3 separate regions of the Mus musculus genome follow, and regions 1 and 3 are each linked to region 2. A link is a loop called in an ENCODE intact Hi-C map of the cell type or tissue named here. Cell type or tissue: left cerebral cortex. All regions are shown on one strand. Links, peaks and the distances in the headings refer to the core of each region. The heading gives the core; the rest is flanking DNA. Region 1 holds the start of Gm52044 (a long non-coding RNA gene). Region 2 has its middle 24 kb from the start of Ccnh. Region 3 overlaps Gm34196 (a long non-coding RNA gene).

What was found. A loop is a pair of places that touch in the nucleus more often than their neighbours do. Peaks named below come from ENCODE experiments on the same cell type or tissue, not always from the same donor. Only the 100,000 strongest peaks of a DNase experiment are listed, where the experiment ranks them.
Region 1: a loop joins it to region 2, with 5 times the contacts of the local background. A loop is called at or near these places in 3 of 42 quality-filtered maps.
Region 3: a loop joins it to region 2, with 4 times the contacts of the local background. A loop is called at or near these places in 5 of 42 quality-filtered maps.

The regions. Positions count from the first base shown.
Region 1 is chr13:83,657,251-83,664,549 of GRCm38, reverse strand. It overlaps Mef2c (myocyte enhancer factor 2C), which reads right to left. Exons shown (of 11, transcript NM_001347575.1): 11 at 1-2,147. The coding sequence ends at 1,919. Gm52044 (a long non-coding RNA gene) reads left to right here and starts at 2,243. Exons shown (of 3, transcript XR_003950630.1): 1 at 2,243-2,998; 2 at 4,370-4,424; 3 at 6,033-7,299. In left cerebral cortex, for the core only: CTCF peaks have their summits at 2,397 and 3,651 (motif pointing left); a DNase peak (open chromatin) is centred at 2,220; H3K4me3 peaks cover 981 bases; H3K27ac peaks cover 4,711 bases.
Region 2 is chr13:85,161,344-85,168,642 of GRCm38, reverse strand. No RefSeq gene overlaps it. Among named protein-coding and RNA genes, the nearest start is that of Ccnh, 24 kb to the left of the region's middle. In left cerebral cortex, for the core only: a CTCF peak has its summit at 3,671 (motif pointing right); a DNase peak (open chromatin) is centred at 3,742; H3K4me3 peaks cover 196 bases.
Region 3 is chr13:84,780,405-84,787,703 of GRCm38, reverse strand. The region is part of intron 2 of Gm34196 (a long non-coding RNA gene); the gene reads left to right. Among named protein-coding and RNA genes, the nearest start is that of Gm34246, 110 kb to the right of the region's middle. RefSeq lists an enhancer at 1,738-5,919. In left cerebral cortex, for the core only: no CTCF peak of the experiment used is centred there; a DNase peak (open chromatin) is centred at 3,946.

The DNA of each region.
Region 1 (7,299 bases), core at 1,458-6,457, 1.5 Mb after region 2:
TACACAAGAATATTAGACAAGAGTTAAATTATCTTGAAAATTAAAAAAAAGGGGGGGGGACATAGAGAAAGGTTTGTTTTTTTTTTTTTTTAAAGTGGGATTTCTTGAAATGGCTGTTAAATTTCTTTATTGAAGAAAAAAATAGGTGACATACATGCTTTAGGCAGAAGTGACATTTGGGGGTCCTGACACACCAGGCTGTTCAACAGTCCTATACTGCTGACAACATTGTTATGGGTCAGTTAAAATCATGAAGGTGGATACCAAGTAACTACCCTTTAACTGTTTCCTTCCTCTCCAGCACCCAGGCTTTCACCTTGTTCTCCTCCAGAACTCTGTAACTTATCCATCAAGTAAAGCAGGTCGGTCGCCCCCAGGACCCAGCTTGCAGGACTTAGGCTCCAACACAGCTTCTTACTCTGGGCATATTTCTAAAAAACATCCAACTCAAGGCTGAAAATAAACTATGTAAATTTAGAATATGGGCAAGTTAGGATACAAACTTACAGAATTCCAAGATGTATGGTGAAATGAAGAGAGATCTGAAAGGGGCCCTGCTTTTGATAAAATGAAAAGAAACCAACAATTCAAAACCAAACCAAAAAAAAAAATAGTTTGAAAGAAACCAATTAGTATATACAATGGATGTCAGTTGACCCAATAGTTTGCTGACGTTTTAAAAACAATTTAGGATGTTGCAATGTAATATGTTCTAACCCCACAGCTTATCCTTTTGACAGCTGACCTTGAACTTATAAAATGTATGCAGAGTAAAAGAAATCAGAAAGAAAATAGTTACTCAAATGTGCAACTGCACAAATATACCCCCCTCCCGCTATTAAGAAAACAAAACTTCTGCCATTACCATAATATTATATATATTAGAAAGCTATACACAAGCATGTTAATTTCACAGATTTTTAAAAGATTCTTAATATTTTATATAATTAGAAATACACATTTCAAAAACAAAACTTCTACAAAGAGAAAACAGTTATCTTGGTTAGCAAAGCATGGAGATCCTCATGGCTTAGGGTAGTGCTTTCTATACAAAAAGTCCTTGGTGGGTTTTTACAGGACTGTTTAAAATATTAGCGAAGCTATTGAGGGAAAAACACATTTTGGCTTAAGTAAACTACAAAAAGCCACAAATGCTTTGCAAACTCTTTCTTACCTTTTATATGAAAATAAGCAAAATGTAATGTACATATTTTTATATTTTTATTTAATAAGAGATGCAGACCCAGATTTATTTATTTAATTAAATATGTTAGCTCTCAAACGCCACACTTTTTTTTCCCTTTCCTTTCCTTTCCTTTCTTCTCTTTTCTTTTAAGGTAGGTATGGTCCTCTCTGAATGGTTTCTGATCCTTTTGAATGAGTGCCATACGCCAATGATATGCCTGCAGGTTTGTGAGCGTGCTTGGATGTTAGGTGACAGGCGTGTTCCTACAATTACCGGTAGTCACCACTTGCCGGGTCTGTCCAAACCTCTATACATTTTTCTATATGTTGCATAACAGCTGCTCTCTCTTTCAGTAAAGATCTGCCGCTTTTGGCAAATGTTTCCTTTTGTCTATTTACATGTAAATAACGTTGAACCTGCAACATGACACTATCTATTGTAACATACATTTTGCAAAGGGTCACAACAGTGAAAAGAAGTTAGCCTTAAAATCTATTTTGTACAAGTGTTCTGTTGTACAACTCAAGTGCTAAGCGTATCTCAGCATTTCTGTTTATCTTTATACTGTATCACTGAGGCAATTTAAAAGTACTTTTACAAAACAGAGTACCTGACTTTTTTTTTTTTTTCCACACACGGCACATATAATGCATATCGACCCCCCCTTCCCCATTAAGGTATAGCACACACACACACTGCAAGAAAAAAAAAAACTATTAAGTAATAATGTGATCATGTTGCCCATCCTTCAGAGAGTCGCATGCGCTTGACTGAAGGACTTTCCCTTTCGTCCGGCGAAGGTCTGGTGAGTCCAATGGGGGAGTGGAATTCGTTCCGGTGATCCTCTCGGTCGCTCCCATCGTAGGAACTGCTACAGCTGCTCAAGCTGTCAACAGGAGACCTCCCCGCCTCGTGGCGCGTGGTGTGTTGTGGGTATCTCGAAGGGGTGGTGGTACGGTCTCTAGGAGGAGAAACAGGTTCTGACTTGATGCTGAGGCTTTGAGTAGAAGGCAGGGAGAGATTTGAACTCTGAGATAAATGAGTGCTAGTGCAAGCTCTGTAGGAGGAAAGGAAACCCAGTTACAGATGGAGGAGGCCTGCAGGCCCCGGAACTCACATTACAAACACATCAGCTTAAAGACTTGCATAGACTCACATGCCCCGCGTGAGTGCAGCTAGGCACTAGGGGCAGCACAGCCTAGAGTCATGGAGAATGGCTGTGCCTGGTGGTAAACACACTACTTAACTGGCCCAGGCCTCAGGGAATCATCTCCAGCTCCTAAGAGACTCTGTAACTGTATAGATTACCTTTTCATAAAGGACTAAGACATGGTACAACAGTCGTTCTGTGTTCACGGAATTTTCCCCTTATACTATTTCCAATCCTTAATTTTCTGAACCTTGGAAGATGGTGTTTGATTGTTGAATGGGACTTTTTTTGTTTTACCAATGCCTGTATTTGAGATTATTTTTAAAAACGTGTTATTTAAAAAAAAAAACCTCTCTCCCTTCAACCAATATGCCCATATAAATGGAGATATGTACTACTAAGGGAAAGCAAACAGCTTGAACCTCAAATGAACAGAATACATCAAGCACTGTATAATTATATATAACTGATGAAAAGTTTGGGAGGGGGAGGAGGAGGGAAAAGACTGAATATTATTTGCACAAAATTTAAAAACTGGTTTAAAATCGTCTCACTAAAGCTGTTACCTAGCTGGATTTTCTCTATCATTTGCAGCTGTGTCTGTAGTTCGCAATTCCTTTAATCTTAACATGGATAAGCAGCAGTAACAATGGGTGCTTAAGGTAATACTTCTCTTATTTATAACTAACAGTAACAGGTGAATCTGTTGTTACTGAAGGAAAGAGTGTGGCAAAGAAGGATGGAGTGTGCCATTACTGTGTCTCTGATCGTCACTGAATGAGAGTGCACTCTGGGAGACTTAGGACAACCCTTAACCTAAGAGAAAAGCATTAAGCCATTAAGTGTGGACTGGCGTTGAGTGACTGATCAGGGTGAACTGTGCTCAGTCGGCTGTCATCAGTGCTAAGATTTTTGCGTGCTTGTTTGTTTTGTTTTGCTATTGCTTCCTGATCGCACTGACATGCACGTCTAGTCAATCTGATCCAATTGTACTGTCAAGAAAGTACTGCTGTCTCTTTAATTGTGGGATATTCACGGAAAATAATTATATGTACAGAGACACCAGTTTTAAACAAAAGGAAGCAAGGCTACCTATTAATGTATGCAATTATGCAGCTCTCTAACAGAGAAAACTACGTGTGGGCAAGTGTCTTTCTGAACAGCGAGACAAGGCGAGTGTATTTTAGAGACAACAGTGGCATAACTTGGGTCTGGCCTTTTGGGAGATGCGACACAGGGTTAAGATGTACAGAGGTAGAAAATTAGTCAGAAACGAATTTATCTTTGAGTAATGTTTTATACAAAAGCACCACCTACTGGCGAGGAATGACTCTCCCCTTGTTAGTGGATGCAATAACATGGAGGACATTAGAGAGGGGGCTCTGTGTTGCTTTAATTTAAGAGCCCCCCCCCCTTTTTTTTAGGCAGTCTGAGCTCAGCTATAGATGCCAATCGCAATGCACATGGTTTTCAATCTCTGTTTATTCGTGGAACTACTTATCTGAAGCTTATTATTTTAGTCTATATTAGATCTCTGATTTTTCTAAGACTTTTAATTAAACTGTCTTTAAATAAAGATTATATTAAGATGGGGGACAGGAAAACACCTGTATTTCAAAGGCTTCATAATGGTGGACTATTTTATTCTGGTTCAAAGTTACTTAATGATTCATTTTGATGTTTGAGGAAATCCTCTTTTGATTTCAGGAAGAAAGAGTTTTCCTGGCTCTGGGTAAGAAAAGCTATTCACTAACGTTTAATTAAGTGCTTCTGCTGTGGATCATACAAGAGCTTAATAGTAAATGCAAATTAGGAGCCTTGAAATGACACAGCATATCAACAAATACTTTTCCTCACTCTTCAACATTTAGCTTCTATTCCTCTAAATACAGTAGAATGGGAAACTTCTAAAAGTTTAGTGAGTTGGGTTACATAGGTAACTTGTCTATATAAATGAATTTAAAAGTAGTACAGACAATATGATGTGCCTTTAATGTCATGAGAAACATGAATTATCCTTCTATTTGTTTCAGTTCCCAATATCACTGGTCATGCAGGAGTTTCGCTGCATCTTGCTCCCCACAAAAGGTAGAGTATTAATTTGTTGATAACTCTTTTCCATGTCTGAAACCACTTAACTGGTGGTGGGATTTCACTTGACAGCACACATGTACACAAGCTTAGTCTGAGCTGGGTAGCTGTTGGAATTAAGTCTGCAGCACAGAACTCTATATGGTGTCTCCAGCTCGACTTCATTTCACTTTACTACAGCCCGCAGCATAGACTGGCTAATCTCTGCTATCAGAGGTACTTTCTTGCCAACAGAAGGCAGCTTTAATACTCCTTAACTGAACATATGCTAGCTTGTTCTTGGGAACAAAATATAGCCGTAGATAATTGTGAGACTACAGGTGTGAGTGACTGAGAAAGAGGTAGGAGGAGGGGCGGGGTCGGGCACTCGGGTAATTTGTCAGGCCCTCTGAGCTACTTCTAATCCACTATACAGGATTTTAAGCTGAGAAAACTTACCCTTCCTTCAAATTTCTCAGAGATAAAGTGTGAATAGTTTTATTTAAGTTCCTCTCACTCTGCACCCCAATCAAATCAGGTTTTCTTACTAGACTTATCTTTTCCCTATCTGTGAGGCAGAGGCTCATTACATATACCAGTCTGGCCTCAAACGTTTAATCCTCCTGTCTCAGCTTCCTAAGTGCTGAGATGATAGGTATGCATATAGCACTCAATTCAATCCTTTTTTTTTTTTAAAAAAAGATCGATTTGTTTTTATTTATGTGTATATGCGTATATGTCTGTGTGAGCATATGTGTGCAGGTGCCTGAGGAGGTCAGGAGAAGGTGTTAGATTCTCCAGAGCTACAGTTACAGGCATTTGTGAAGCACCTGACATGGCTGCTGAGGTTTCTGCCTAACTAGTAAACACTTTTAGTTGCTGAGACACCACCTGCTCAGGCAACGCAGTCCTGGCTGGCCTGGTACTTACTATATAAGGCACTAGCTTGGGACCCCACCAGTCCTTGAGACTAACCTTTTAAGAATAACATTTATTCCATGCCTCCTCCACCCCCAACTCCATTCTCAGTATGGATTGAGTCCTGTCATCAACAACAAGAAAATGTCCCTTTTCTGGAAAATATTGTCCAGAAAGCAGGTTGTCCTTTTCTAGACAGCAATAAAAACAAAACAAAACAAAACAAAACAAAACAAAACAAAACAAAACAAAACAAAACAAAACAAAACCACCTAAAAGTCAAGGGTTGTTCCTCTAAAATGTCGAGTTCCCCTCCAGGCATGTCTCTTTCTACACAAAATTAACATTGCTTCTCATCTAAACTCACCGGATAAAATGCATGCTACATAGTTTAGAAAGCCTAGCTTTGAAGGCAGTGCTTTTAAAGGACAAAGTGCGCTTGTCTTTCGCAGACAAAGAAGAGTTCTATTCTACTCTTGCAATCTGGAGAGAGAATTACAGTAGCCATTTTAGGCTTCTGGGAGGACCGACTTTAGTGGAGCTAAACATCTCTCCCCTTCTTTGCTTAAACTACAGTTCCTATCCAGAGGACGGGCACTCAGCGCAGGTCCGTGAGGTGGTTTGACTTGAGAAACATATTCAGTCCCTTTCACGGTAACTGATCCATTCTCTCATAAACTAAAGCAGTTTATGTACTTTATTTTACAGAAACATTAGAACGTGGGGGCTTTCTACAAAACAGTTTGTAAGGGGATGAGACAGCTTGTCTGAATACACCTTTCAAGAAGCCACCGTGAGAGAGAACTAGGGAGAACATGTATGGTGACAGAAGAGGTGGGTGGTGTTAACAGTGCTTTCCTTCTGAGATGTAGGGATGTGATGAAGATCAAGTGCACACCGTACACTAAACTCAAACTATGCACACGATGGTTGGCTCTGAAAGAAATGGTAGGAATGGAGTCCTCAGCTACTTCAATTCTAGTTTCTTCTAGTCGGGGTCTCCACTCACTCCCTTTTCATTTAAGCCTTGTAGAAATTATGTTTCCTGCTTGTGATAGGTTTTTAAATTGTGGGTATAGTCAAAATAACAGATATGTGTATAACCTCATAACTAAAAATGATCTGGTGTTACAAGCAAAAGAAAAGTGGCATTCTAATGAAATGGCGTGGGACTTAAATGTTTATTGTGAATTTGTTTATTCTGTGTATGTGAGTGCAAGTACATGAACACCTATAGTAACCGATCCTCTCCTTCCACCATGTGGATCCCAGCAATCCAAGTCAGGTAGGTTGTCATAGTTATTAAGTGAGGTTTGGTGACAAGCAGCGTTAGCCCTTGAGCCACCTGGATGGTGTGATTATAGGGCTTTTTGATATGGATAATGTCTTTCAGGGGGATGGAATTTAGTGCTATGACAGATGAATTTTGTGAAAAATGAGAAATGAACAATTCCTTTTCTTACTGACAAGAAGTAGGTCAGTATAATATTGTGACTACGTATGTAAACTCCTGTGGATAGTATTACGAACTTGGTGGCAATTTCCAGAAAATAAAAAGTTATTGCAGCCAGAATCTACTTACATAATTAGCACTGGAGGGAAAGTTTAAATGTCTTAAAAAGAGAAACTCATTGTATAAAATGTAAAATGTAAAATATGTTAAAAGCCTTGATACATCTTCAATGTCAACACTCTTTCAAGAAAGCACAACCATGATGCCATGTGGATTTGCTTCATTGCACACACAGAAGGCTAGGTTTTCCATGGCAGTGAGTAGTCAATGGGGTGGCCGTGGCAAGTGCTGACTGCTGAATGGTATCTCAGAACTCTGGTCTATGTTCTGTCCATACCAAATGATGTTCAGTGGGAGAGGGGAGACAAAGGGGCAAGAACAGCGAGTTGTAGTAATGATTAGTGATGCTTGTTTGCATCACTACCTCCCTAGGCATACAGATACAAGACTAGTTAGTTAATT
Region 2 (7,299 bases), core at 778-5,777:
GTGTTGTTGGACATCAGTGGGAGGAGAGGCCCTTGGTCCTGTGAAAGCTCAACACCCCAGTGTAGGGGAATGCCAGGGTGGGCAGGCAGGAGTTGGTGGGTGGGTCAGGGAGCACCTCATAAAAGCAGGGGGAGGGAGGATGGGATAGGGGGTTTCTGGAGGGAAAACTGGGAAAGGGGATAACATTTGAAATGTAAATAAATAAAAGATCCAAGAAAAAAAAGGAAAAAAAAAAGTAATTGTGATTGTCACAGTTCGTATTTTTACTTATATTCATTGAGCCATGAGCCATTGTTAAGGAAGCCCAGAGCATGTAACACCTTCTGGAGCCTGAGGTTCAGCCCTAAAAAGTATTGCTATAAATTTAATGTTATTAATTAATCTTCAAAATACTACTCTAAGCTTTTTATCAAAACTACTGCTCTGGGATGGTGAAAAACATGGCAAGTTCTACCGCATACATCGAGTATGAAGCCCATTACCATGATTATTGTACAGGGAAGTTGGTTACAATAAAGTTTAAACAATGGATAAAGTATCATGTAAAAGTACTGAATGCAAGAAAAGCAAATCCATATCCCAGGTAATTGTAGCCCCCACTGCAAAGTCTATCTAGAACTATCCATTTTTTTTCCTCCTTCTGCCATTATCGCACACTCTTCCATCCACTCCCATCCATAATTTCTGTATGTATACCTGTATGAAGTAGAAAAGCTAGGAAATTTTTCCGTATTGCAGCTCTTTTTTTGCATGGGTCACACTTTGTACTTCATTTAGGGCTTGTAGGACCTGAGTCTAATTACAAGTCTAAAATCAAAGAAGAGATAAGTGCAATGAAGTGGGTCTTGAAACGAATCCACAGTGACAGTCATTAAAGCTGCTCAGACAGTGCAGACCTGGTAGTTTTACACTATAATATTGAGGTTGATACTGTGAGCAAAGGGAGTGAAACTTCCGTTAGCAAAGAATAAACTTTAGGGGCTCAATTTCAGCAGTTTTTTTCCTGATCTTCTCACTCCTCTTCATCCCATATTATATGATATTATTTCCTAACCAGTGCCTTCAGTTTGACATAAGTGCCCCATGAGGCAGGAAGTTGAGCTTCGGTTACAATTTAATCAGACACAAAAAGTAATTCAGCATCTTATTTTCAATAATCTCAGACTGTAGGTCTTCATCAAGACACGTGCAGTACCAGAGTTATTAGGAACCAGAGGACACCATAAGAACATGACCCACAAAATCAGCTGACTGAGACTCATAGGGGCTCACAGAGATCAGAGATCCTGTAGGTGTCTGACTTAGGACCTTTGATATGTGTTGTGACTGAATAGCTTGGTGGTCTTGTGGGCATCCTAGCAGCAGGGGTGGGTGCTGTCTCTGACTCTTTTGGCTACTTGTAGAAGTAGGGGAGGGAGGGAAAACAGCAGTCAGGATGTTATACATGAGAGATGAATGAGCGAGAGAAAGAAAGAGAGAGAGAGAGAAAGTACTCAATGTGTCATCTTTTTCTGTTGATGACTTTTCTTCAGTGTCAGTGAAACAACCAAAACTTTCACTATATAGTTTCTGTTTTGTCCTCATTTGCTTTCCATTGCTGTGATAAATACCCTGACTAAAATCAACACAGGGAGTAAAGGGTTTGTTTCATCTTATGACATATAAACATCATGAAGAAAAGTCAGGACAGGAAATCAAAGCAGGTATCTGGAGAAAGGGACAGAAACAGAGATTGTGGAGGAATGATGCTTGCTGGCTTGCTTTTTTTGATGACTTGCTCAGCCTTCTTTCATCTAGGCCCACCTTTCTAGGAGCTTAGGTAAGCCATTAGAACTTCCCACAGTAGACTAGGTTCTCCAAAATCCAGAGGACCCTTACATTTGCCCCTTACACTTGCCTACAGGCCAATGTGATAGAGACATTTTCTCAGTAGACATTCCCTCTTCTTGGATGACCCTAGTTTAACAAAGTTAAACAAAGTTAACAAAAAACAACCAACACAGCTTCCAAGAGGTGTTCTAGATTGTGTTCAGAGTTACCCAGCTCTCAAATTCTCGTAATTGGCTGGCTCACGGTATCCAACACATATACTTTATTTTTCTCTATTACCACTTCACACTGGTCCATTGTTGTGATTGAGCATGTGTTTATATAAAAAATTGATGAACATAGTTATGGATGCTGAGAAATCCTATAACCCAATCTTCTTTCTGTAACCTCCAGCCCAGGAAACAGTTCCATTGAGCACCTGAAGTGCCAGGAATCATGAGAAGCAGTCATGACAACAATTGTTTTTGAACATGAAAGAGTTAGTTGGACAGGGAGAGGAGTTATCATTTAAGTGCTCCTCCACCAGTTTCCACACTCATTTGCTTGCTGTCATCCAGCACTGCTTCCAGGCTACAGCTGTGGATACAGAGCACTTGACCTGCAAGGCCTAAAATATTTACTCTCTGACCCATTATAGAGTACAGTTAATTCAATGCTGTCCCAGGAGACTGGTTTTGAGAGTTTAGTATGTATACAAGTCACCTGGGGGATCTTGTTAAAATGCTGACTTTGATCTAGGAGGTCAGGCCCCAGGTTTATTCCCATCTTGCTCCCCAGGGAAGTCATGCTATTAGGTTGTAGACTACATTCTCTTTCTAGATTTTTCTCTCTTGTCATAGCTCCTGACCACATCGTCTTTCAAACTTATACTTATTTGAGTTTCTTTAGGTCCATTGAGCTTAAATCCCAATTACTTCTATGTCTCTCTAAATTGTTCTAGTGATGATAAGGATCATACATCTTCCAGCACAAAACTATTACAAAATAAAATAAAAATCTTTGCATTCATATATTAAGTCAGACTGTAGGGTTGATATTTAAGCTTTCTGCAAGCCTTTAGAAAGCAAACACTACACTTCAATTATGAATGGAGAAACTGCTTACTATGCAAATTGCTGGGTGACCAAAGAATTAAGAATATGATATTAATTTCTCTTCTTAATCTCATTTTCAGAATTTTCTTGAGGAGATATCAATAAACTGTAATAGGCAATCATGTATGAAAGTTTACAGACTATGAAAATGGTTTATTTTGTCACTAAGAATCATACACTCAAGCCTTTTAAGAGAAATTTTAAGTAGTTAAGCAAGATGAAGAAGAATTTTGACAGTAAAAATTAGCCAATTTATTTTGCTTTTCTTCTAATCAACAGAAATTTCTACCTGAACTATTTCAGTATATCTTGAGAATAAATGTAATGTGATTATAGGCTACTTGAAAGGCATCCTGGAGACATAAAAAGCAGTTTTAAGTGTTTGGCATTTCAAAAATCCTCATAGCAACTCTGTATCTCTACCAAAAATTATATGCAACTCCACTTCACTATCTAACACATTTAGATGAAATAAATGCAAGTAAATACTCTTTTCATAAATGTGCCCAAAGAAATGTAATAGAGAAAGTATACACACACACACACACACACACACACACACACACACATTCAGGTCTTGCAGTATTTGAGCTCTAAATATTCTAAGAGTCAACACATTTGTCCTTTAATCAACATAATAGTTTTGGGTTTTTAGTTTGTTTCTATTAGCATTCAATTATTAAAAGTAGCAGGATCAGAAAGAAAAAAAAAAAAGCAAGCAACCACCTTGATATATCACAGTTTATCCACATGGTGGAGCCATGTGGCTTAGATCCTGGAGGTTCCAGATTTATTATTCTCATCATTGTGAAACAACTAATTGTAAACCGAGCCAATCAAAGTCCTACATGTAGATTTCTCGGCTACTATGTGTTCTGCTCTCCGAAATCTCTCACTTTAGCACACTGAAATGTTGTTCTGACCCAGTCTGCTTTCAATAGTAGTAGTTCTCAGACCTGGGTTTTGCACTAAAGCCAAGTGCTTACCTGGACAGCTTTTAAACTCTGTCTACTCCTTAGCCTAAGTGAACAGGATCTTTCCACGGTGATACATGGGCAGTGATGGATTTTAAGGCTCCACAGGTAGTTCTATAATGAAATTGATGCTGCATACTTTACTATTGTAAATGTTCCAAAAAAAAAAAATCTAGTTGCATTGTATTTTTGGTAAAAGCATTCACTGGCTCCCTCACTGACTCAAAGATAAAATCAACCTCTTTCACATGATGAGCAGACCTTCTATAACATCTGACCATTTCCTTCCGACTGTCATCACCACTCTCACCTACTTCAATCTGTGCAAACTCAGCCTATAGAATTGCTTCCAGATTTCTAAACTTCAGACTTGTCTACACGTCTAAGCTTGTGCTGATATGCCCAACAATGAATAGAGTAGATAATTATTAATATTTATTGAATGGCAAAATTAAAAATATAAATCAGCTCTCTTATATTTAATGCAGGAATATCTATTTATGACAAACACATCTTAAATGTTTGCTTACCTTTCCATGGAGTGGAGTACAGCATGTAGCATCTCATCAACCAGCAAACCTTGCATAGATTTTAGGGATTCTATGTTCTGCCAACTGACTCAACTTCGAGGTAACATTTGAAACCTCCTCAGGAACCGCTGCTCCTCCTTTATCTCTTTTCTCACTCTAAATTTAAACTCTAGTACCAATGTTTGAAGCAACAAAAGCGTTGCTTGCATGTGAATTATGCTCCAGGCATTCTTTCTGAATTTGTAAGACCCTGGACAGTCATTCGGAATGTTTGCTCTGATAATAGTTCTCGTTCTAGAAATGCTGTCATGCTATCAACCTTTATCATTAAGGCTGATTTCCCCTCCCCACCAACACACATATACTGAGGGCTGGGTATCAAACAAAAGTGCTCTATCACTGAGCTTCAAACTCAACCATGTAAATAGATTTAAATGTCCTGTAAATCAGAGACAAACTAGTAGATTGAAGAAAAAACTGATATAAAATACTAATATACCTTCCTGCCAATGCAGTGATTAAAAGGCAGTAATTAATTTTTTTTTCTTGAATAACCAGATCATGTAGGTAAAAGTGCTAAGGTCCAGAATAATAATGAGGTCCAGAAAAGTCATCTTATTTCAGGGAAACAAGATATGTTACTCAGGGCTCTCTAAAGAAACATAACTTATAGAATAAGTGGAATCTTACAGGCTGTAGTCCAGGTAGTCCCAACAATGGCTGTCTCCTGGCTGACAGATCAAGAATACAGTAGTTGTTCAGTCCACAAGATTAAATGTTTCAGCTATCCCAATTTGGTACTGGAGTCTCATGGAGGTCCTAGATTGTGGGCACTTTTCAGTCAACATTGGAATTTCAAAGAAGTAGGTTCTAACAGCAGTGAAAGAATGACTTGGGAACAGAATAGATGAACTTGTCATTGAGAGTGAGGAGAAGCAGGCAAGAAGTTTTCCATGTCCTTTCAAGTGAACCAGAAGGTGTGGCCCAGATTTACAGTGATGCTTCTGACCTCAAATAATACAACCAGGAAAAAATCCCCCATAGGAGTGTGTCAAGCTGACAACAACAGCTGTTACATAAGGGAAAAGCCTTCCAGCCTTGTGGTGGTTTGAGTGAGAATAGTCCCTAGAGGCTTACATATATGAATGTTTGGTTCCTAGTGCGTAGAACACTTTGGGAAGGATTAGGATGTGTGACTTTCTTGGAGAAAGTGTGTCCACACACTGGTGTGTAAGACTTTGAGGTTTCAGAAGCCCATGCCAGGCCCAGTCTTTGGCTCTCTGTCTATAAGTTACAGATGAAATGTAACCTCTCCATTACTGCTCCAAAACCATGCCAGCCTGCCTGCTACTGTGCTCCTATCCCATGATAGTCATGGACTCACATTCTAAAGCTGTAAACAAGTCCTCAACTAAATGCTTTCTTCTTTAAGTTACCGTGATCATCGTATCTCTTTACAGCAATAGAACACTAAGACAAGCTGAAATCCATATTTGGAATATGGACAGCATTTATACACAATAATAACCAAGAGGTTTTGCTTTTCTAACGTAAATTCAAACATGCTGCTCAAAAAATTAACTTGTGTTTTTGTGATGTTGAGTAGTCTTAACACTATTCTTTAGTAAAGACAATAGATACTAGTAAATTTTATTTACTTATTCATTTTATTTTTATTGGGATAGGTACTCATGAAGCTTAAGCTGGTTTTAAACTTACTGTGTAACTGACAAAGACTTTGAACTCCTGATATTCCAGTCTAGAGCTCCTAGGTGCTGGGAATTTTATTGCTTTTAATTACTATATTAGAAAATTCATACTTGGTGATATGAATGTTTTATGGTTGAAGGTCCTTGGACATTGGGATGTGTACAGAATATATTTTGTTTATATAGAGCAAGCATATATATATATATATATATTGAAGCTTCAGAGTCATGCTTATAAAACGTAGGGGCGCCGGGTGGTGGTGGCGCACACCTTTAATCCCAGCACTTGGGAGGCAGAGGCAGGAGGATTTCTGAGTTGGAGACCAGCCTGGTCTACAAAGTGAGTGCCAGGACAGCCAGGGCTACACAGAGAAACCTGTCTCATAAAAACAAACAAACAAAAAACAAACAAACAAATAAAAAAATCACCCCAAAAACATAGCGGCTTTTAGATATATGGGTTCTGGTTTCCTATGTAGCATTCAAGTTGCATACTTGAACAACAACTTACCTTCTTTATAAAATATAAACTAAAGATGCTGATATAATCAATTCACAACTTTAAATGAAAAGGACTTTCAGTTGTTTAATATATTGCTGTTGATAGACTCTTTCTTGTCCTCCTCTTCCTCTTCCTCCTCCTCCTTCTCTTCCTCCATTACCGGTGCTTTTTCTTTCTTCTGGGATTAACATTCTGCTGTTAGTAATGGTTGCTGATCATAACACACTGTGATGTGCTATGTGTAATACAGGCTTAGGATATCAACTCTACCTACTTGTAATTTGCCAGAGTTGTTAATACTTCCAGAATATTAGAGGATGATAGGAAATTCCTAGGTCAGAGACAAAGGACTTAATTTCTCACAGCACAGCCGACAACATTGAGCCCCAGCATACTTACATGATTCTCCTTGTCAAGTCTCTGAGACAGGCCAAACAAATACGTACACATACAGTGGGCTGCTGAGAGAGTCCAGAAACCAAGAGCTCAATGTCTTATTACAGAAACTGCTTGACATCAGTGTTTATATTTTAAAATCTGGCATATAGAGCAAAATCATACAGGACATGGAAGATATTTCCAAGAGTGTCCAGGCATTGGCTCTTCTTATTCAAATCCAGGAATTATTTCTTTAAATTCTTTTTTATTAAATGCATCATG
Region 3 (7,299 bases), core at 1,419-6,418, 380 kb after region 2:
AGATTTGGCATTTGCATTGGTTACACATGAGTAATAATGACCACTTCACAGGATTCTGGAAAAGATTCAATTAAACACTGTGAGTGCCTTGCAGCACAGAGCCTAAAACACATGTGTTTCACTAAATGTCAAATGTTGCTGTTATTTTTGTGATTTAATTCAAAATATAGTGGACAATGGGAAAAATAAATAAGACTAGTACCCTAACACCAAGAAGCATATGCCTCAGGAATGGAGGAGGCAGTAGAGGAGAACCCTGGTAGAGGCAGGGGGAGGGGTGGGATGGGGGTTTCTGAAGGGGAGACCTGGGAAGGGGAACAGATTTGAAATGTAAATAAAGAAAATATCCAATAAAATAAATAAATAAATCCCTGGTAAACATTTGTGCACTGGAAAAGAGGAAGCATATGGCTCCTTGGAGAAATATACACTCATAGCTGCAGTGGGCAATATAAGAACAGAAAAATATTCTCACCTGAGGAATACCGAATGGCTGAGAAGCACCTGAAAAAATGTTCAACATCCTTAATCATCAGGGAAATGCAAATCAAAACAACCCTGAGATTCCACCTCACACCAGTCACAATGGCTAAGATTAAAAACTCAGGTGAAAGCAGATGCTGATGAAGATGTGGAGAAAGAGGAACACTCCTCCATTGCTGGTAGGATTGCAAGCTGGCAAAGCCACTCTGGAAATCAGTATGGTGGTTCCTCAGAAAATTGGAGATATCACTACCCGAAGATCCAGCAATTCCTCTCCTGAGCATATACTCAGAAGATGTTCCAACTTGAAATAAGGACACATGCTCCACTATGTTCATAGCAGCCTTATTTATAACAGCCAGAAGCTGGAAAGAATCTAGATGCCTCTCAACAGAGAAATGGATACAGAAAATATGGTACATTTACACAATGGAGTACTAATCAGCTATTAAAAAGAATGAGGATGGACCTGGAGGATATCATCCTGAGTGAGGTAACCCAATTACAAAAGAACACAAATGATATGCACTCACTTATAAGCGAATATTAGCCCAGAAACTTACAATTTCCCAGATACAATTTGCAAAACACATGAAACTCAAGAAGAACGAAGACCAAAGTGTGGATACTTCGTTCCTTCTTAGAATGGGGAACAAAATACCCATGGAAGGAGTTACAGAGACAAAGTTCAGAGCTGAGATGGAAGGAAGGACCATCCAGAGACTGCCCCATCCGGGATCTATCCAATATACAACCACCAAACCCAGGCACTATTGCATATGCTGACAAGATTTTGCTGACAGGACCTGATATAGCTGTCTCTTGTGAGGCTATGCCAGTGCCTGGGAAATACAGAAGTGGATGCTCACAGTCATCTGTTGGATGGAACATGGGGCCCCCAATATAGGAGACAGAGAAAGTACCCAAGGAGCTGAAGTGGGCTGCAACCACTAGGAGGAACAACAATATGAACTAACCAGTACTCCACACCCCCAGAGCTGTGTCTCCATTCGCATGTGTAGCAGAGGATGGCCTAGTCGGTCATCAATGGGAGGAGAGGTCCTTAGTTTTTGTGAAGATCATATGCCCCAGTACAGGGGAATGCCAGGGTCAGGAAGCAGGAGTGGGTGGGTTGGGGAGCAGGGCGGGGGGAGGGTTTAGGGGACTTTGGGGATAGCATTTGAAATGTAAATGAAGAAAATATCTAATAAAAAAAATGAAAAAAAAAAAAAGCAGAACTGAAAAACAGTCAAGGACAGGAGCAGAAGAGGAGGAAGTCCTAAAACAACAAGGGAAAGTTTGGGGTGAGGTTTACGGCTCACTCATAATTCTCTAGTTAAATAATTGCCACAACCATAGTGTCCATAAAATCAAGTCTAGTGATTATGGGTTGATTATACAGTCCAGGAACGGAGCTTTGGCACACATGGAAGAACTGTGAGACTTCAGAAAACAAGTTTAAGTGGATGGACCAAGTCAACAGTAATGAATCAAGCCACCTAAGGATCTGGAGAAGCATGTTCAGAGTTATGGGTGTAATGAAAAGCACCCATGTTTGGCCCCGTGTGTCCTTGCCTTGCTATACCTCTAAAGGAACACAGGTGAATTTTACCATCACCGTACTTCTCATCAACTGGCTGCCCCGACCCCTGGAGCATCTGGAGTGGATTCCACAGGAGACTGTGTGAGGGAGGATGCAGAAGTGGAAAAGCATGAGGAGAATGCTTTCGCTTTGGAAGAATTTTGGGATTCGGTCCGGAAAATTGTACAAAGCAGGATGATTTGAATCAAAACGAGAACCTGGAGATCCCTTTGCAGTGTGACTTAAGTTGTATTTCAGAGTTGCACTCTGTAAAGACCGGTTTGTGTCCTCTAAGCCTCCCTGCCCATTAGATGCGGTTATTTTTGTCTTGGGCTCATTAAACAAAGTACTGGCTGGGTACAGGCTCTGGTTTCTCTTGAAAGTGACTTCATCTATTGTAACCGTGTTGTGCAATATTATAACGGTAAGCTTCTGTCAGAGCTCTCAGCTCTGAAATAGACCGGCAGGACCTCCCTTACTTTAGCCCTGAGAATGTCACCATTGTGCAGTGGTTCTGACAGCAATGACAGGGAAACCCACAGGTGGGACTTCATCTATTTGTTCTCTCCTTGAAGAAGGTAGAACAGAGTAATAGTAGTTGGAAGCTCTCCCAAAGACAGCAAATGCTCCTGGAGTTGAAGCTTTACTTCAAAGACTAGAGGCAAAAAGACTAGATGATTAGAAAAGAAAGGGAAGCCATTTAAGATTAGAAGCAGGCTTGGCTTCTCGTTAAAGCAAATGAGCGGGACCAGCCTAGACTGGCTGAATTCCAAGCCAGGTAAGCCATCTAGACATTAAACCTAAGCTTTTCACTTATAAGAGAGGGCTTCCCCCGTGTCTCCAGTGTCTGCTGTCCTTGTAGCCCAAGGCTCTCTAGTATAAATGAAGCTTTCATATCCTAGGGAAATCTGAAGGGAGTTCCACTTAGGCGGAAGCCCAAAGGACTGAAATTATTAAGGCATGAGCGGAAAAGGACATCAGCCTATTTTGGCAAAAGCAGTGGACATTAGGGGAAAGGTGGATCCTTAATCAGCTGGGGGCAAATTTTGTTTTTATTTAAATGATTCAGAGAATTAATTGTTAGGCTGCAGTATCTTCTTGGGTGAGAGTACAGCAGGAGCTTCTCAGACGTCAATTTTATTCATAAGAAGCAATAATAGGAGGCAATTTGTTTTTTCAGGCCTCTTACACTTTCAGACAACAGCTCTTCACAGTACAAGTAATAAAAAGCACATTAAAACAAATAAGAAATGAGAGCTGAGAAAATAATAAGTCTTTTTCTCCCTATGATCAAAATTAAAACTCTAGCTTGGCATTAGATTTTTATAGGCTGTATTCTTTTTCCAGGATATTTGAAATTCTACCCTCCCCCAACTATTTACCTTTGTAGCCAAGTGACATTTTCTCCCACTCATTCCATATGTTTATTATGAGGGTATCCTTTGAATTGCTGGGGTACAATTCTTCTTCTTCAGCCACTGAAGATGGCAGACACCAGTATTAATTGTCAGTATTTTCAAGTGAAATCTAGACCATGGTTCATATAAGACAATGGAAGCAATTGCATTTTTGTTTCTTACAAACAATGGCATTTCTGTGATTTCTTACTTTCCTGGAGTTGAGTATTTTTTTAGAGTGTAATGATAAAATATTGTGATAGATGGCAGTTCTCTTCTCCTAACTGTACTAAAAGCAAAACACTTATTCCTAAGGAATAGTTGTGGCTTATACAAATACAATTCTTTTTTTTTTTCTTCTTCTTCTTCTTTTCAATATAGAGTAAGCTGCTCTCCATTTAAAGGATCAGCCCGTGTACAATCACAGTCCCTGGTAGTCTGCCAAACACAATAGGGCATTAATTAACATGTGCCTGGGGATTCATCAACATGCACAGTGGTAGCACGCAATTGGAGCCTTTTCCCCTCCCCTTTTCCACTCTAAGCTGACAGCATTCATGAAAGATCTACTCTCGTATGTAAATCAGTTCTTGCTAAACTCCTTGTAATGGAGTCCCTTTATTTTTCAAAGCTGTTGTCAGACCTACTCCCATATCTTAGAAAGACACTCACTCTGTCTCTTTCTCTTGTTTAAAAATCTGACTACAGTGGGCAAAAATAACATATTTGTTTACTTGTCATGCAGACTGCACTGTAAATAAATCATCTGATAAATTACTTCCCCAATATGAGCGGAATGAGATTCATTTCCCTTAATGTTGCACCAATGAGAAGGGCAGAATTACTTTCCCTGTTCACCCAGGGTGACTATGTGCTGGCCTGCTAACTTGTTTGAGTGCTGAGAAAAATACTGTGCAGCCAGCTTTTGCCACCTGGTACAAGCAGGTGAAAAACAAAATAAGAGAAGTGAATTGGATTTCAGTTAGTTCTCAGATGGTCTTTGTGCCTCTGGCTTTGCTAAACCCTGCTGACTGCACCACTTTCAGCACCTTCTGCATATTCTTTGTTGTAGGTTCACTTTAGACCTGGGTGGACCAGATTTGGACAATAGAAAACCTGTCTTCTTGAAATAAAGGATAAAATGAAAGAAACAGAAAATAGTGTCCATATCTTTATTTTAAAAGTAGAATATATGTTTCAGTTTCATCTGCATTCTAGATACCAACATTTATGGCCACTTTTTAAATGTAAAATAATACATTGAAAGTGCTAAGCGAAGTACTGAAGTAAATGCCTAATAGACGATATGCGAGTTCATTCTAAGAAGTAGAGTTAGAGAGATTATCATTATTATTTATTGTCTTTTACAACTCATAAATCACAAGCGTTATAAGAAGCAAAATGCAATTTTTATGTTTTAATCATTCAAGAGAAATATCAATAAAATGGTTAGCTTGGGCAAGCGGAGAGGATGTGGAATTTGATGGCTCCGTCCGATCCTCCCAGCTATTCCATAAGCATGCACTTTTCATGCTGTTACTTAAAGAAGAACAGTTTAGAGATCCAGATACCATTTCTTCCCTTCCATTGTGTGACCTTGAGGAAATTATTCAACTGCAAAAAGACTCAGTTTCTGTTTTGTAAAATGAGAGTTGACTGTAGAAAGACAAAATAAGATGACTGATAAGTGTGGAAAACATTGACAACATGCTACCTGCAGAAGTGATGGAATGGTAGACAAACAATGTGCTCCAGACCTCCTTTCTCCTATGCTACAGACAGAGAAAGTGCTCTTTGGTCGAGTTCAGGGGAAAGACGACCTCCTTTTCACTTTGTCCAACTCACTGATGCACTGAGAAGCTGGGGCACAAACTCTCTGTTGAGCCCCCAGGGCTGTTGCTTTCCTGCAATGTTTGCTCATGAGCAGTGAGCCTAAGCTGCATACTTCCAACTGGCTTCGTTAGAAAGGGCCCAAATGATGACTGTTAATGAATACAGATTTCAAAATTTAAAATTTAAATGTTAGCTGAAAAATATCTCCCCATAAATATACATTTTTTTTTCTTACTGGAGATTTCTTGGAAAATGTTTCCAATTTATAAGTATTCCTATCAACAATCCCTTGTAATTATTTTTTAAAGTGTCCTTTGAAATAGTAGATAATTTGAGACAGAGTTTATACAATGGTTCTTGGAAACATAAAAAATTAATTATACTAGTATACAACTTATTTTTCACTAAGAATATTTTTGTCAGTTCTTAGATGTGTTGATATTTCCTTGAATTAATTCCCCACACCTCTATTTATATCATGCTTGAATGTTGATGTTTTAAATAAGTTTTGCTTAAGATTTTTTTTTTTTACTGAACACAAGACATTATAGGATGATTTTACTATGGAATTAAATATGCTAAGTTATGGATGTGCTTGAGCTCCAAGTGAGAATGGGGTTAGTCCCCCTGTTCTGCAGCCGAAGCTACCACCTGGGCTGTGCAAGGTAAAGTGAGCTCTAGAGTAAAGCAAATGCAAAGGAAGACAGCCATTCTTTTATGATAGATCAGCATGTTTCTTGTCTTTTACATTTGTTGCTGCATTTTAAGGAATGTCCCCCAGCCTGAAGGAGGTCTGCTGTCCATGGTCACAGGCCAATTGCAGACAGACAGACAGACAGACAGACAGACCAGACAGACAGACAGACAGACAGAACAGACAGACAGGGGAGGGAATGCAGACATTTGGGCATGAACAAACTCACCTTTGTTTTTCTTTTTACTTTAGAATAGGTAAGATATCTAGTTCTGTAGAACTGCTTAAATGGAGATTCTACTGTTAATGGAAGAGGTGATTTGTGGTGACATTAGAGCTGTTCAATTCAACTTTAGATAAATACCAAGGAACCCACCTCCCTGTGTGTATGGGTTTAGAAAGAAACGGAGCAGAAGAAAGCCAGAGCATAGGAATTTGAATTTTGTGCACTGCTGTTTCCATGAGAGAAAATGAGCCCAGTAATCTATAGGAATTACAGTTTCTTCTAAGACCAGTGTCTGCTAACAACATGGATTGGTTAGAAATACAAGCATGGAGAACTATATATACAATTGCCTTCTTAATCATAATATAGCTGATAACTTAATTTTCAAAACAACCCATGAGTTATGTACTGTTGTTTTCATCTACATTTTATAGATACCCGAATAAAAGCACTGAATATTTAGATTATTTGCCCAGAGTTTCCTGGGTGAATAGCAGCCGAGGGATACTGCAATTCTGAACAGTTTGGTTCCAGTATGGATACCCACTCTGTATCCAGGAAACACTCAGCCTGTCCAGAAAGAAACGATAGGTTTGATAGATATGATGTTTTACAGAAGCTTGTCACCCACTCAAGGCCACCAGAGTATATTTCTGGCATACTTTCAGGCCCAAAGGGAAACTAGGATAATTACAGAAAATACTTAAATCAACAAACATCAAACCATTAATTTCCTCCCATTTGTTACATATTTTGTAAAAGAATACATAACATCTAATTAGTTAACACTAGCAGTGACTTTGAATTATATATTATTTTGAATAAGTCAGCATTGATAGAGCAAAATTTAGCATAATTGCTAATATCAATATGTTTGTGGATTTTTTAAAATTCACTATTGATACCAAGGTGATTGTGACTTGAAATAATTATCAAGATGACCCAGTTGTCAGTCTTGGAAGAACAAACTGCTATATGGCCATTTTTGCTTCTCACTGGGTTAGGCAATTGGTTTTGGTTCCTTCCTCCCATGGATTGCTAGGTAAGTTTTCCTCTTGCTCTTTCTAATTTTGTCCTGAAAATA